Linked DNA regions of Mus musculus: region 2 is linked to region 1. A link is a loop called in an ENCODE intact Hi-C map of the cell type or tissue named here. Cell type or tissue: left cerebral cortex. All regions are shown on one strand. Links, peaks and the distances in the headings refer to the core of each region. The heading gives the core; the rest is flanking DNA.

What was found. Hi-C counts contacts between places; a loop is a spot of excess contacts. Peaks named below come from ENCODE experiments on the same cell type or tissue, not always from the same donor. Only the 100,000 strongest peaks of a DNase experiment are listed, where the experiment ranks them.
Region 2: it touches region 1 in a loop (2.2-fold over the local background); 2 of 42 quality-filtered maps call a loop at or near these places.

Annotation. Positions count from the first base shown.
Region 1 is chr1:152,288,584-152,295,321 of GRCm38, forward strand. Gm36920 (a long non-coding RNA gene) reads right to left here and starts at 1,409. Exons shown (of 8, transcript XR_001779484.1): 1 at 1,318-1,409. In left cerebral cortex, for the core only: a CTCF peak has its summit at 2,392 (motif pointing left); DNase peaks (open chromatin) are centred at 1,988 and 2,379.
Region 2 is chr1:152,218,869-152,225,606 of GRCm38, forward strand. It overlaps Gm36920 (a long non-coding RNA gene), which reads right to left. Exons shown (of 8, transcript XR_001779484.1): 7 at 5,643-5,791. Among named protein-coding and RNA genes, the nearest start is that of Gm36920, 68 kb to the right of the region's middle. In left cerebral cortex, for the core only: a CTCF peak has its summit at 2,543; DNase peaks (open chromatin) are centred at 2,256 and 2,472.

The sequences.
Region 1 (6,738 bases), core at 1,444-3,943:
GGCAGGGGGTGGGGGGAGAAGGAGAGAGAGAGAGAGAACTTGAGAGTACTACCTATCAAGGGATACCCAGTCCTAACAAAATCCTGAGTGCTGGCCTGAGTCTGCTTCTGCCCTCAGGGCACCTGGATGGACTGGAAGGAATGATGCTTAGCCAGGTGGGTGGGTTAGCAGGATCTAGGCAGGCATGAGTGTGGGATATATAGCCTCTCCAGGAGACAGTTTTCAGTGAAACTGCTCTCTCTCAATTGGGGGTAACAAGAGCTATATAAACCTTGGGGAGTGGGTAGGAATTTTGGGGGTATGTGTGCATCATTGGCTGGGGCTGAGGTGCTATGAATGCTTCATTTGCATGGGGAGGAATGCCAGGTGATTGCTGGCCTCCTTACAGGGAGAGAGGAACTTAACCCTGTTATGTGACCGCCAGGCTATGTGTCTACCTCAAAGGTGGCAGAGGTGGGGGTCATAGGCTCATGTGCACGCTGGGACATGCAGGCCCAGAGTGAGGAGGAAGACAGTCCTACTCCTGCCGGTCTCAGGACAAGATTTGGGGGGGGGGGGGGTTGGGCATGTCTTGACCTCATTCTTGCTCTGGACTGGCTCCCCCAGTCTCACGGCTTTTTGGACCCACACATAAATTTTTTTCCACTGCCATCCTACTAAGAGCTTTACCTCAGGTAACCTTTTTAAAATCTAAAAACCTCGCCACCAATTGCTTTCCTTGTTCTATAGACCCAGGGGCTTGGAGGCCACTCTCTCACATGATCAGTAAAATCTCAGTAAAATGAGATTTTGACCTCGACTCTTTCTGACTCCGGAGGTCATTCAAACCCATTTGACCTCCTCAAAGGTATCCCCTGGACCTGGTGGACCTGCGATTGTCACTGTTTATGAATGTAAACACTGGCTTGGGGAGGTTACTAACATGTTCCAGACCACCCTGTTAGTAAATGGCAGAGTAGCCTTCAATCTAATCTCCCCCTTCTCTGATCCATGCTGTTGGTGTGCCCTGACATCAGTTGACACTCGCAGGTTGCTGGCCAGCCAGAAGAAAACTTGGTAACACATTTCACCTAGACACAGAGGGAAACAGCGTGTCTCCTGCCTGAAAGACTTGGCTGGTTGATATAATATCTGTTATCAGCCCTATGTTATTTAACCTGTAGTGAATGAAAAGCAGTTTTATTCTCGAGGAGGAAAGAGGTCTGAGCTGTAGTGACCAAACTGCCCCTCCCTCTAAAGTCGTATGACATTTGGTACCTTGGGAACATGCCCCTCACCTTGGAGATAGATCAATGGCTCAAAGATACACATTTGTACCTTTCAACAAAAGTGTTCCGCGGCAATGTTAATAACATTTCAGGCATGAGGGAATGCTTGCTTCAGACCAGTTTCATTTCCCATACTTCTTACAAGGAGACAAAACAGCGTTTGGCCAAACCTGTAAACAAATCCGGTACAAACCTCATCACCTTGTCCCACTTTGTGATTTAGCACCAAAGTCAGCCCCATTGCCCTGACCCTGGTATCCATCCGCCTACAACTGCCAGACAGACACAGACAGACACTGGAAAGGAAAGCTGTCTCCGAGCTCTGAAGCCCCGTCTCCCCTGCCCTGCGACTATGCTCTAGGCAGATGGCAGTAAATTAATATTATTAGAGATTTTTTCATTTCATTTCATTTGCATGCCTTGCCAGGTGGCCGTTTGGATTATCGCTGCCCTCCTTTGTAAACACTGCATCTCCGGTCCCGCAGTTCCTCGTGGGTAATGGCAGCTGGCCCCCAGCTATCCCCGCAACCATTCCATCCTGCTGTCCCTTCAGAAGCAGGGACAATTATCCCAAGGCCTGGGAGCTTCACCAGTCCTAGTTTGCCTCCTCAAACCGCCCACACGTGAGCAAATAGCTCCGACAACCAATATTCTTAGATCAGGAACGCCAACTGATAACCGTTCTAAGGCCCTAATGTAATTACTCATTTAAGCAATGAGCTGCAGGGTGGTGCTAAAAGCGTTAGATATCTGTTGGTGAGAACGTGGGCATTTGTATATTGCCTGTACGGGAAAGTCAACTCTGGATAAGTTATAAATAAAGTGATGGCTGTGAAGGGGTTAGGTAAAGAAAGGCATACCAAGAACCTGAGGTGGGGGCGGGGGAGCTGTCTAGAGGCTGAGGAGTCAAGGCACAAGATGCAAGTGTTCCAGAAAAAACAAAACAAAACAAAAAAATGGTCCCTGGGTCTCATCAACCCTGCCGAGAGTGCAGGCAGAGTAGAAGCAAGAGTCCTGTCCTCTGAATTAGTGCAGAAAGAGCAGAGGCTAAGAGATGCCTTGCGGGGAGGAGCTGGAGGCCACTGGTGACCATGGATGATAGGGGAATGCAGTGAATGGCGCCCCCTGGAGGACAGCAAGAAAGCTGAGAAAAGAATCTTCGGAAATGGTGAAGAGGAACTGGGAAAGGCCAGAGGAAATGGAAAGATCGGGTCAGGAAGAAATGGATCATTTATGGTCCAGGATTCACGAATCCACAGAGGAGAGAACACATGAAGAGCCCAGGAGGCCGGACTGAGGTGACAATCCTCTGAATCAGAAGGGTAGGGGCGGAGCCAGCACAAGAATATGCAGGCTAGGAAGTCGGAGGAAAGCACGGGCAATATAAGGGTTGGTAGCTGTAAACACGCTTTGGAAGCAGATTTCTGAGGGACTGGGGTTCCTTTGGGGATCTGTGCAGACGCACATTAGCCATTAAACCATCTGGCTTCACAATTTGTTAAAGGAGGGGCCTGAGAGCTTGAGAGAATGGGAAGGGTCCAAAGATGACGATACCCAGATCTCTCTCCCTAACGCCCCTCACTGTGATGAGAAGGATATACAATTACGGTTAGAGGTCAGCAGAGTTGCTGTCCCTTCCTAATCGTCACAAACACTCCTAATCATCTTCGTGACTTGCTTCCGTGATTGGCCAAATAGCCACAGGACGAAAGGGCTCCTTTCCTCAATATAAACACTATATCAGAGCAATAGATCTATTTAGAAAAGGCGGCTGGAATATTATGGGATCATGCCTGCCAATAGAAGATACATTTTCCATGTACAGAAACAGAGAACTTCTTTCAAAAAAAAAAATGGAGCCAAATTGAAGAACCATGGAACAATGTTGACTGTGATTATTTTTTGGTCCGTGTGTAGTCTTTCTTCTTACCTAGTCACTGAACCACCCATAATGACTAACAAAGTGTCCCTGAGGTCAGCAATTCTCAGTGTGCACACAACACTACACACCATGGCTTCAAGGAAACCCCAGATAGCTCCCAGGTGGCCCAGCTGCTGCTGAGGCCAGAGCAGCACCAGGCAGACTCATCAAAGACCAGCATCCCCCAGTCATCTGCTCCTTGAGGCAGGCACATTTGCCAGGTTCCGGCGCCTATTTTTCTGTTTTGTTTTTGTTCCCCCCTGCCCCAGCTTGTTCTCAGGTGGCACCTTGCAGGAGTGAAGTTATCCACCCCCTCCCATTTCCTTCACACCTGTAACTCTGGTGCTGGGTACAAATGTCTGCACTTTGCTTTAGCCCCGTGATGAAAGCAGGAAGGAAACTCAGTGTGAGGCTTTCTTTTTATTATTATAGTTCAGTGGGGAAGAAAAGGAACTCAGAAAGGAGTTCCAGAGCTAAGGGAAATGGAAAGGTTTCAACGAGACTTTCCGCATACGGAAATATCTCTGTGGTTTGGGGACTACTGCCACTGGAGGGGGGGGGCAGCCCAGGGCTGCTATTTGGGAGGTTCGAGAACTTTCTTTTTGGTTCCCAAGACAGAGCATCCTGTTTCATTCTTCTTGACTTGGGATGTTGGGGAGGGGAGCTATAGAGATAGTGGTGATGGAGTTGTCAGCCATCACCACAGGACTGAGGAACATCTCGATTCTGCACATGGGAAGTCAAGCTAAGAGTCACGTGAGACCACGTGATCGTGGGTCTGTTTAGAGGAAGGTTGGAAGGTTCTAGAACTGTACCTGTCACAAGGGAGAGTTCTCTCTGTGCCCAGAACAGAGGAGAAGAAAGAGAACATCATTGTTCACCCACCCTACCCCCAAACAAAAACACCTCAAAAAGAAAAAAAAAAAAGGAAAGGAAAAAATAAGGTTCCGTGTTTCTTATGAGCATGTTACAGGCTGGCTATACAGAACAGCTCAGTTCAGGCTTGCTCTTTCTGATTTAAAAGTCAAGTCACGATGGTTTTGTCAATTTCTTATTATTTCTGTTTTTGTGAGTGAGAAATACTCAAAATCATGGTACAAAACTATAGTCATGCATGAATTAACAAAATTGATTTATTAAATATGGAATTCTTATATGGGGTTGAAAGTACCCTGGAAAATACCACTGCTTTAAGGGAAGATATCTGAGGCAGGATGAACAAAACTTTACCAGTCTCAGTTCTTTTTCCTCTTCACGAATCATTGGTTGGGAGAGAAGAGAAGAGAAAGTAAGAGTGGGAAGGGAGAAGACAAAGACCCCATGTTGGGTTCAGGGAGGTTCATGTGGCCACTAGGACCTGGGAACTTGAGTTGAACCCTGACCCTTCACTTCCATACCATCCAGGTAAACCACAGTTGAACCTTGGTCAATAGCAAGCTCACTGGATTGCTGGGAGCTGATGTACTTTAGGAACTTAGTACAGTCTGGCATAGATGGAGCATGCACAAGATCATGTGCATTCCTCCCTTGCTTCTCACCTCAGACAATATTTGGAAAGATGTCACAGCTTTGAAAAAAGCATCGTTACTGAAACACTTGCAGCTTCTTGGACATTGAGGATGGAGTCACAAGTGTACCCCACGACATCTCACCCAACTAAGTGGGTGTAGAACACAAGACCAGCCCTTGGGTGCTGACCCTGCTCGGTGCCCCTGAACACCAGAAACAGGAGGACCCTTTCCTGGCAGGACAGGAGCCTGTAAATACCATGGAAGGGAAGATAGTTGAACCTCTGGAAAACAAAACCCTACATCATTTGGGAATAGCAAAACCCAAAGGCAAGAGGAGGGAAAACAAATGAACCGTTGAGCCCGGGAGTCCTTAGCCTGACCTGAGGACCTGTCTTGGTAGAGGGAAGCAGGCAGCTCAATCCCAGCAGACCCCAAGGAACTTCTCACCTCCTCCATCTATCGGGAGGCTCTTTCCCTCGAGGAATTCAAAGGCCATTTTACAAGCCACTCAGCAAGGCTCTCCTGTAAGGGCTAGCTGTAGATCCTATCATTTCCACCCAAACCCTGTTCTCCATGCTGCCATTTCTGGATGTCCTGGGTGGCTTCCCCAACCCTTGCCCCCAGAGACCATGGTCTTTCTCACCTTATCATTTATACAATTTTCTTCAATGGCTCTGAACTTGAAAAGTAATTCCATAAATTGCTGCTCTCTGATCCCATGCAAGCATGCTCCAGCCATCTGGGCTTGCAGTGGGTCTCAGAAGAGCGTAGCCAACGTTCTCCATTCAGTTGCTCTGGTCAGTCAGTGGCTCCTGTCATTCAAACCACACTCTTCTTCCTGATGAATCTTTTCTCATCCAAACATAGCCTTGGACAATGTTCCCAGAATGGGTCATGGGAGGAAGTCAAGTCGGTTCAAACTAATATGCTTCCTGTATCTACTATATGTTAGACATGTGAGTGGTTCTGAGGTATATATTAACCTTACTTGTTTGCTCTTCTGGACCATAGGGGAAATTAGGCTCTGAGAGCACCCAGGCTGGTGCAATGTAAACAGCTCTCCATTCTTATAACTGTTAAAAAAGAAAACCCTCTGTATTAAGTACCTACCATGCACTGCACCCCTCTATGCTCAGGGAATATAGCAGCTAGTAGAGCTGCGAGCTTCAAATTGATTCCAAATTCTGACTCAGATATGACTGTTCTTGGGCAACGCTGCTAAACTCTCCGGTCCCAGACTTCTTATTTTTAGAATGTAAACCGTAATAACAATTATATTGGTATATTTTAGAATTCCTGGGAAGTCGAGAGGCAGTTGAGTTTGGCACTCAGCTAATGTTGCTTATCGGTTGTTCTTTAATGCACACGTCAGCATACATGGTAGCTAGCTATACAAGTATCCAGGTAAAAAAGATAATTATATCCTCCTATGCATGATACAACATGTGGGTGTGGCAGAAGGATTACAATTATACACAGAGGCAGCATCCCAGACTGGGATGACTTGGAAGCAGGCATCTTCAAGAGCTCAGGGGTTTTTTGTTTGTTTGTTTGTTTGTTTGTTTGTTTTTAATTAGGTATTTTCCTCGTTTACATTTTCAATGCTATCCCAAAGGTCCCCCATACTCTCTCCCCCAATCCCCTACCCACCCACTCCCCCTTTTTGGCCCTGGCGTTCCCCTGTACTGGGGCATATAAAGTTTGCAAGTCCAATGGGCCTCTCTTTGCAGTGATGGCCGACTAGGCCATCTTTTGATACATATGCAACTAAAGACAAGAGCTCCCGGGTACTGGTTAGTTCATATTGTTGTTCCACCTATAGGGTTGCAGTTCCCTTTAGCTCCTTGGGTAATTTCTCTAGCTCCTCCATTAGGGGCCGTGTGACCCATCCAATAGCTGACTGTGATCATCCACTTCTGTGTTTGCTAGGCCCCGGCATAGTCTCACAAGAGAGAGCTATATCTGGGTCCCTTCAGCGAAATCTTGCTAGTGTATGCAATGGTGTCAGCATTTGGAAGCTGATTATGGGATGGATCCC
Region 2 (6,738 bases), core at 1,390-3,889, 70 kb before region 1:
GACTTCAGGAACTTGTGAGCTGCAGCAACACCATCTTCTGAGATCTGAGTTCACTTCAAGCACAACTTCCAAGGGCGTTTCCCGAGTGTCTCCTCAGGGCAGGACTCCGGATGAGAAGGAAATTAGTTAAGGAGTGTATCATGAGTGCAGGACAAAGCTATCCATCTGCCAGTTCCCCACCCCCCAATCCATTGGCCATATTCCTTCCCATCATGTACCTGAGCGTTACCCTGTGAACCACAGGAAGAGAACAGAAATGAGAAAGGAGGACTGCCTCTTGTCTGAGTCACAAATCCAAGAGCTCTTCCCTGGACCTGCAGCATGACTTCCATCATGACAGTGAACCACATCTCTTGAGAAAAGCAATGACTGATGTCATCTGAAGACTAAGGTCCCATGCAAGATGAGGTCAGCGACAACTCAGCTGCCTTTTAAGGTAATGTTCTGTCTCTGATTTGCAAGATCTGAAAAGCCTGTCACACATTTAGCCCTTTTTATCTCTCCCTCACCCAAAGGCCAATGCCTGGAGAATGGCACCTCCAGGAGCCCACTCCAGGCATGGCATAGACAGTCCCTTTTGTCCTGACCTGACTTGTATGTTGTAGCAGCTTGTATTACAAATGCTGATTGGGTCCCCAAAGAACAGTTTGCACTAGAGGGTCTGCACATAGCTTCTGGGAACCTGCCCCCCAGTTAATTCTGATTAATACATAAAGATGCCAGTAGCCAATAACTGAGGAGAGAAAGAGGTGGGGTTTTAGGTTTCCTGGGCTTGGGACCAGGAGGAAGGAGAGAGAGGGACCTGCCCTACCTTGGGAGAATGTGTCGAGAGGAGATAGAGAGATTGGAAGAAGGAGGGAGGGAGGGAGAGGGAGGGAGGGAGGGAGGGAGGGAGGGAGGGAGGGAGGGAGGGAGGAGGAGGAGGAGGAGGAGGAGGAGGAGGAGGAGGAGGGACAGAGAGAGAGAGAGAGAGAGAGAGAGAGAGAGAGAGAGAGAGAGAGAGAGCGCCACGGGGTAGGGAAGCAAGGAGAGATCCCTGGGCTTGGGGCCAAGAAAGAGTGGCCCAGAGGGCTGCTTAATTGGGTCCAGAGCAGCCAAGATGGAACGTAGACATTAGTAAGTAGTAATTCAGAATTATCTGTGGGAGGCAGATTCTAGCAACATGGAGGCTAGGCCGTTCCCCTGCTATTGTGCTGCTTAAGGCGAATTAGAATATAAAAGCTGTGTGTGTGTGTGTGTGTGTGTGTGTGTGTGTGTGTGTGTGTGTGTGTCTCACATTCAGGAACATAAACCACTAAGGTGGGAAGCAACCCCACAATGGGAATTTATAATAAAAATATTACTAGAGCATATCTCTCATTTCTACCCCATTAGCATTTGCACAGTCTGTGTCCTCACCCACTGGCACTATTTCTTCCAGTATTGGTTACCACTGCCCGATGGGGACTTTCTCGTAGCTTCTTAACTGGTCTCCTTTGCTCCTCCCCATGTGATCCTCCACAATGGTCAGAAATAAGCCTTCAAAAACACAACTTTGTTCACACTACCCACCCGCTCTTTGTGGCTTCGGACATAGGGCTCAACAGTTCAATTGTCACAGACTAGTTAGTCTTCATGATCTAGCCCTTGCTGAGCCCAGGGTTCTTATGCCTTCTCACATCTTCTGTTTCTTGCATCTCATAGTCTAACTGTGTCAAATTATTTCCATAGTCTCAACATGCACCCTACTCCTTCCCACTTCCACGTCTTGGTCTAGACTGCTCGTCCTACATGGGATGTACTCCTCAGTGAGCATGTCTACCTGGTCAACAGACATCATCTTTGGAGGCTCATCTCAAGAGGAACCAGTGAGCTCTTTTCTGTCTGCTGTTAGTGAGGACTATCTCTAGCCCATCTCTCCTCTCAAGCCTGAGCAGTCTTGTGGTGCCCTATATTCCTATTTGCTTCCTGGCATCTATGTTCACCCCAGTTTTGCATCTATACTGCCATTGCTAACCTGCAGAAGTGGCCCTAGTGAGGGGCTGCAAGACTGGAGGTGGAAGAAAGGACCACCTTGTGCCACACTGTGCCTGGAGTGAGCTCGGGTCTGCTGTTCTAATACCATCTAAACAATTAGTGTCTGGCGCGTCTCCTGCTCCTGGTGTCTCCTGCGCCTGCCGGCATCCTTCCAGTGGTACCTCTCCACCCCCTTTTCCCAGCAGCTGAATCCGGTCTGCAGTTTCTCCAATTCTGGCAGAAAGCAGCCTCTTTATTTCCCCCCGCTCCCCAGAGAAACACCAACACGAGGCAGCTATCTCCTACAGGTTTTGTCTATATGACATCGACTTTTACACTTTCAATCACTAAGCTAAAAACTGTATCAAGTTAACAGTTCTTTATATTAAAATCACTGCATTAAAATAGCTGTACTTTAACATCCCCTGACTGAGTTCGGCATGATTCACTTGCTGAGCTAACGGTGGATTCTATAGTGTGATGGTGTCAAGTTTAGATTTTTTTTCCCCATAAAAACACCAGAGGGGGCTGGAGAGATGACTCAGGTAGTAAAATGCCTGCCAGGCAAGGATGAGGGCCTGAGTTCAATATTCAGCACCCATGTAAGAAGCTAGGTGTGGCTGCACGCATCTGTGACCCTGGCCCTGGAAAAGCAAAGACAAATGAGCCCCTGGAGCTTCTGGGAAGCCTCCGTTCGCAATTGTGCGACCTCATCTCCAAAGCAAAATAAAACATCAACAACAACACAACCAAACAGCGGCAAAATGAAATCAAGGTGGATGGCTTCTGGGACACAAGCTCTATGGTTAACCTCTGCCCTCCACAAGAAGGCGCACACACATGTACACACACAAACACATACACACTCACAAAAATAAAAATGTATTGAAAAGAAAAAAATGAATTAAAAACAAAATCTTTAATGAAGAACTTGCTACAGAACTTTCGCTGAATTTCAGTGCCTTGGCAGGGAGTATCATTCAGATACCCTCACTCTCTAGCTTTTTAAAAGCATCTAATTTCATTCATTCATTCATTCATTCATTCATGTATGAGAGTGGTACACGAGTACCAAATAACTGTGGAGATGGAGGGGAACAACTTGTGGTAGTCAGTCCTCCCCCCAACCCCCCTGTGTGGATCCAAGGGCTTGAACTTAGGTTTGTGCTTGGTGGCAAGTGCCTTATTGGCTGAGCTATCTCACTAGGCCACTCTCTAGGTCTTGACTTTGTGATGTTTTCTTTAGAGAACTTCTGTTGTTCACTTTTACAGCATCTTGACCAAAATCTTTGTGTCTAGTACTACTCTGGACCAACTAACAATTCCTCTTGTTTCAGGTCTCGTGACTGGGTCCTGACCCAAGCAGCTGTTCCTACTCTTTATTGGGTGATCATTTCTGCATTTTCTACTCTTTCCTCCTGCACGCTGAGACTAGGAACCTCTCATCTGTGTCTATGACTCCCTCACAGTTCTTCAGATAGGATTCAGACAAGCAAAGGTGTGGATTGCATGATGGGTAGCAGGAAACCCCTTAGCTGTGTTTGTTCTGCTGTCACAGTACCTGATTGACACATGGGGACTGGGAGTAACCCAAGATCTTCACAGATGCTTCTATCGTTTTTCCTGTGTCTACTGGCATCTAGATCTTTGAAGTACCATCATTATAGTTACCACTGATGGTGACAGAGGCGGTGCTAGCAGGAAGAGCCCAGTTGAACTAAGATTGGATCCAGACTCTGAGTCTGTCACCCATTCTCTGGATGCCTCTCAACGAGTAACTTAACATCTCAAATTCTTAATACCCTTGCTATAAACTGGAGTTGTAAAAATAATAATGTGTATTCACTGAATGTTATGTACTAGAAATGTTCTTAGAATTACTTATGTATTAACTAATTAAATCTTCTCAAAGCCCAGGAAGGGATTTACTACTATTACCCTCATTTTATAGATAAGATGGTCAATCTCAGAGCTAAACATAGTACATGGCTGTGATCCTAGCACTTAGGTAAAATTCAAGGTCATTCTCAGATACATAGTGAGGTTAAGGTTAGCTTAGGCTACACAGAACCCCCATCTCAACATACATACATACATACATACATACATACATACATACATACATACATACATAAATGATGAGGAAGAAGAGAACCATCTCAGAGAGGGTAAGTAACCTGCCTGACATTATCCAACTAGGAAATTTTTGAAGCTAGTATGTAGACATAGGCAGTCTGGCTCCAGGGTCCAACTAGCTAGTTGTTGCACTTATGGTATGCCTTTTTCTATGTTGAGTTCTACTCCATGTAGAGTTCTGTTGAGGAATGCACTTGTGACTTCTAGGTGGCTGCTTTCTTGCTGTGTCTTCAAGGGTCAGAAAGAAAAGTCAGAGCAAACTTTCTGGTATCTCAACTCGAGGACTTCATCCCCATGACCTCATCCCCATGACCTCATCCTCATGACCTCATCCCCATGACCTCATCCCCATGACCTCATTCAAGCCTGGTCACCTCCCAAAAGCCTCATCTACAAGATGGTTTCTATTACATGAACTGGGACTGGGGTCTCAGGAGATCACAATTCAGTCTCAAACACAATTACCCAGATTGTCTTTCACTGAGTTCACATAAGTGATGGAGTTGTGGCCTGTACCAGGGCTGTATAGATGGGAGGTACTCTAGTAGCCACTCTTGCATCCTGTAATAGAATCTAGAGAGAGCTCGAATTTAGAAGCTCAGGTTAAAATTAGGTTTACCATTGAAAAGATCTAGCCGGTACAGACGGCTATTTTAGTTCCGAGCAATCTGGCAAGAACCCCTGCTTCAAATCGTGGCAGGATGTCTTCCTGACATCTTTAATGGTCAACTTGGTGAAAGGTATTTGGTTCTGTCATGTTTATTCCATGTTCTGTTGCTAAGGAAAAGGTGACATAGCCAGATAAAAAGATGGAAGGTGAAAACTGAGCCATGCACAGGAGGCCTCTGGGACAAGTCATCTGACACATCTCTTTGCCCTGCTTGATTTCCTTCCCAGAACTGACCAGCACTTGACACCATACAATCCACTTAATTTATATGTTGTCTGTTCTTTCACAAAGAAAAGCCATGTGAAAACCAGAACTCTATCTGTCTGGCTCCTGGCCATGTCATTTCCTCCTTAAACAGCTTCCTTTGCACAGCAGGTCCCCAGTCATCACTTTTTGGATGAACAATGGGCAATATATTCAGTATTACTTTTCCAGAAAAAAAATGCAGGCAGATTCTGCATGAATTATTGTCCATACCCACTTATCCTAAGATTCTGATGACACAACCTTAAAATGTGATCAAGAGAAAACTGCCAGCCAGTGTGAAATGAGAGCCACATTTCCATTAGGTCTGAGAACAAGGGTTGTTTAAGACCTGATGGGCAGACTGGAACTCGCCCAGAAAAAACGTAAGGTCAGACATGAACAAAACCGCAGGGGTAGTAATGGTTAGCACCTTGGGTAACAGCCACTGCTCAAATTTCTTTCCGAATTTAGTTCCAGCAAAAATACTACAACAATTAAGGTTTAGAGTAGCCCTGTACTGTATTTCATCCTTTTGATTCTCTAGAAGCTTAAACCCAAAGTTAATATCCAGTCAAAGTCAGTGTGTCTTAGTTACCTTTCTACTGCTGGACAACACATCGTTTCCAAGGCAACTTGCTAAAGGAAGTGTTTAATTGAGTTTATGGTTTCTGAGGGCTGGAGTCTGTGATAGCCAAGCAGAGACATGGTGTCAGGAACAGTTGAGTGTTCTGTTACCATCTTGATCTATAAGCAGGAGGCAGAGAGAAAATACACCAGAAATGGGAATCTTTAGAAAACCCAAAGCCCACCCCTAGCGACACACTTCTTCCATCAAGGACATATTTCCTAATCCTTCCCAAAGAGTTCCACCACTGGAGCCAAGTATTCTAACATATGGGCCAATGTGTATGTGTGTGTGTTTGGTGGGGAGGGGGGTGCATCACTCTCATTCAAACCACAAGGAATATTGTCCTAGGCTGTGATATTAGAATAGATATGTATTTTCTTGCTTTCTTTCTTTTTTTATTTTCTTGCTTTCTTGTATGTGCGCTCTAGCTTTCTTTCCCTTCCTCCTTTCCTTCTTTTTAATTTTGCAGTACTGGGCACTGAACCCAGAGTTTCATGCCAGTCAAAAGCTGAGTCACTCCATCTGCATCCCAAACACATGATGCTCACATGTGTGAGCTGTCACTCACAGAAAACCCATCTACTCCATCATCACTCACCAGTGGTGTCATTGTTTTGTCACTGATACACATGCCCCGACTACGTCTACAAATATTTCAAACATCTATTTCTATTTTAATAAGTTCATCGCATTACTTGTTACCATTCACTTTAAATTTAGAAAGTGGGATGAATGTTCATAGCTTAAATAGCCAAGCAAAACTTGTGGCCTAGAAGGCTCTCTCTACTTCCAAATCACTTACCTAGCATGCAGTTCTTCCCCACGACCACCTCCCATCCTGTCGCTCACCCTGCATGTGCAGGAGTCACATTCACTTCATCTGGTGCTACATGCACTAATGACACACCAAACAGACCCGGTCCCTTGTATTAGTCAGTCTCTTCAGTATCCCCCAAAGGGTGGGCTTTAGGTTTTCAGTATTCAGTCTAGCCCAGGGCAATTCACTAGGATGAGCAGATACTTCCACTTCCTGCCACATTGTCCTCCAAATTTGTGTCGTGAT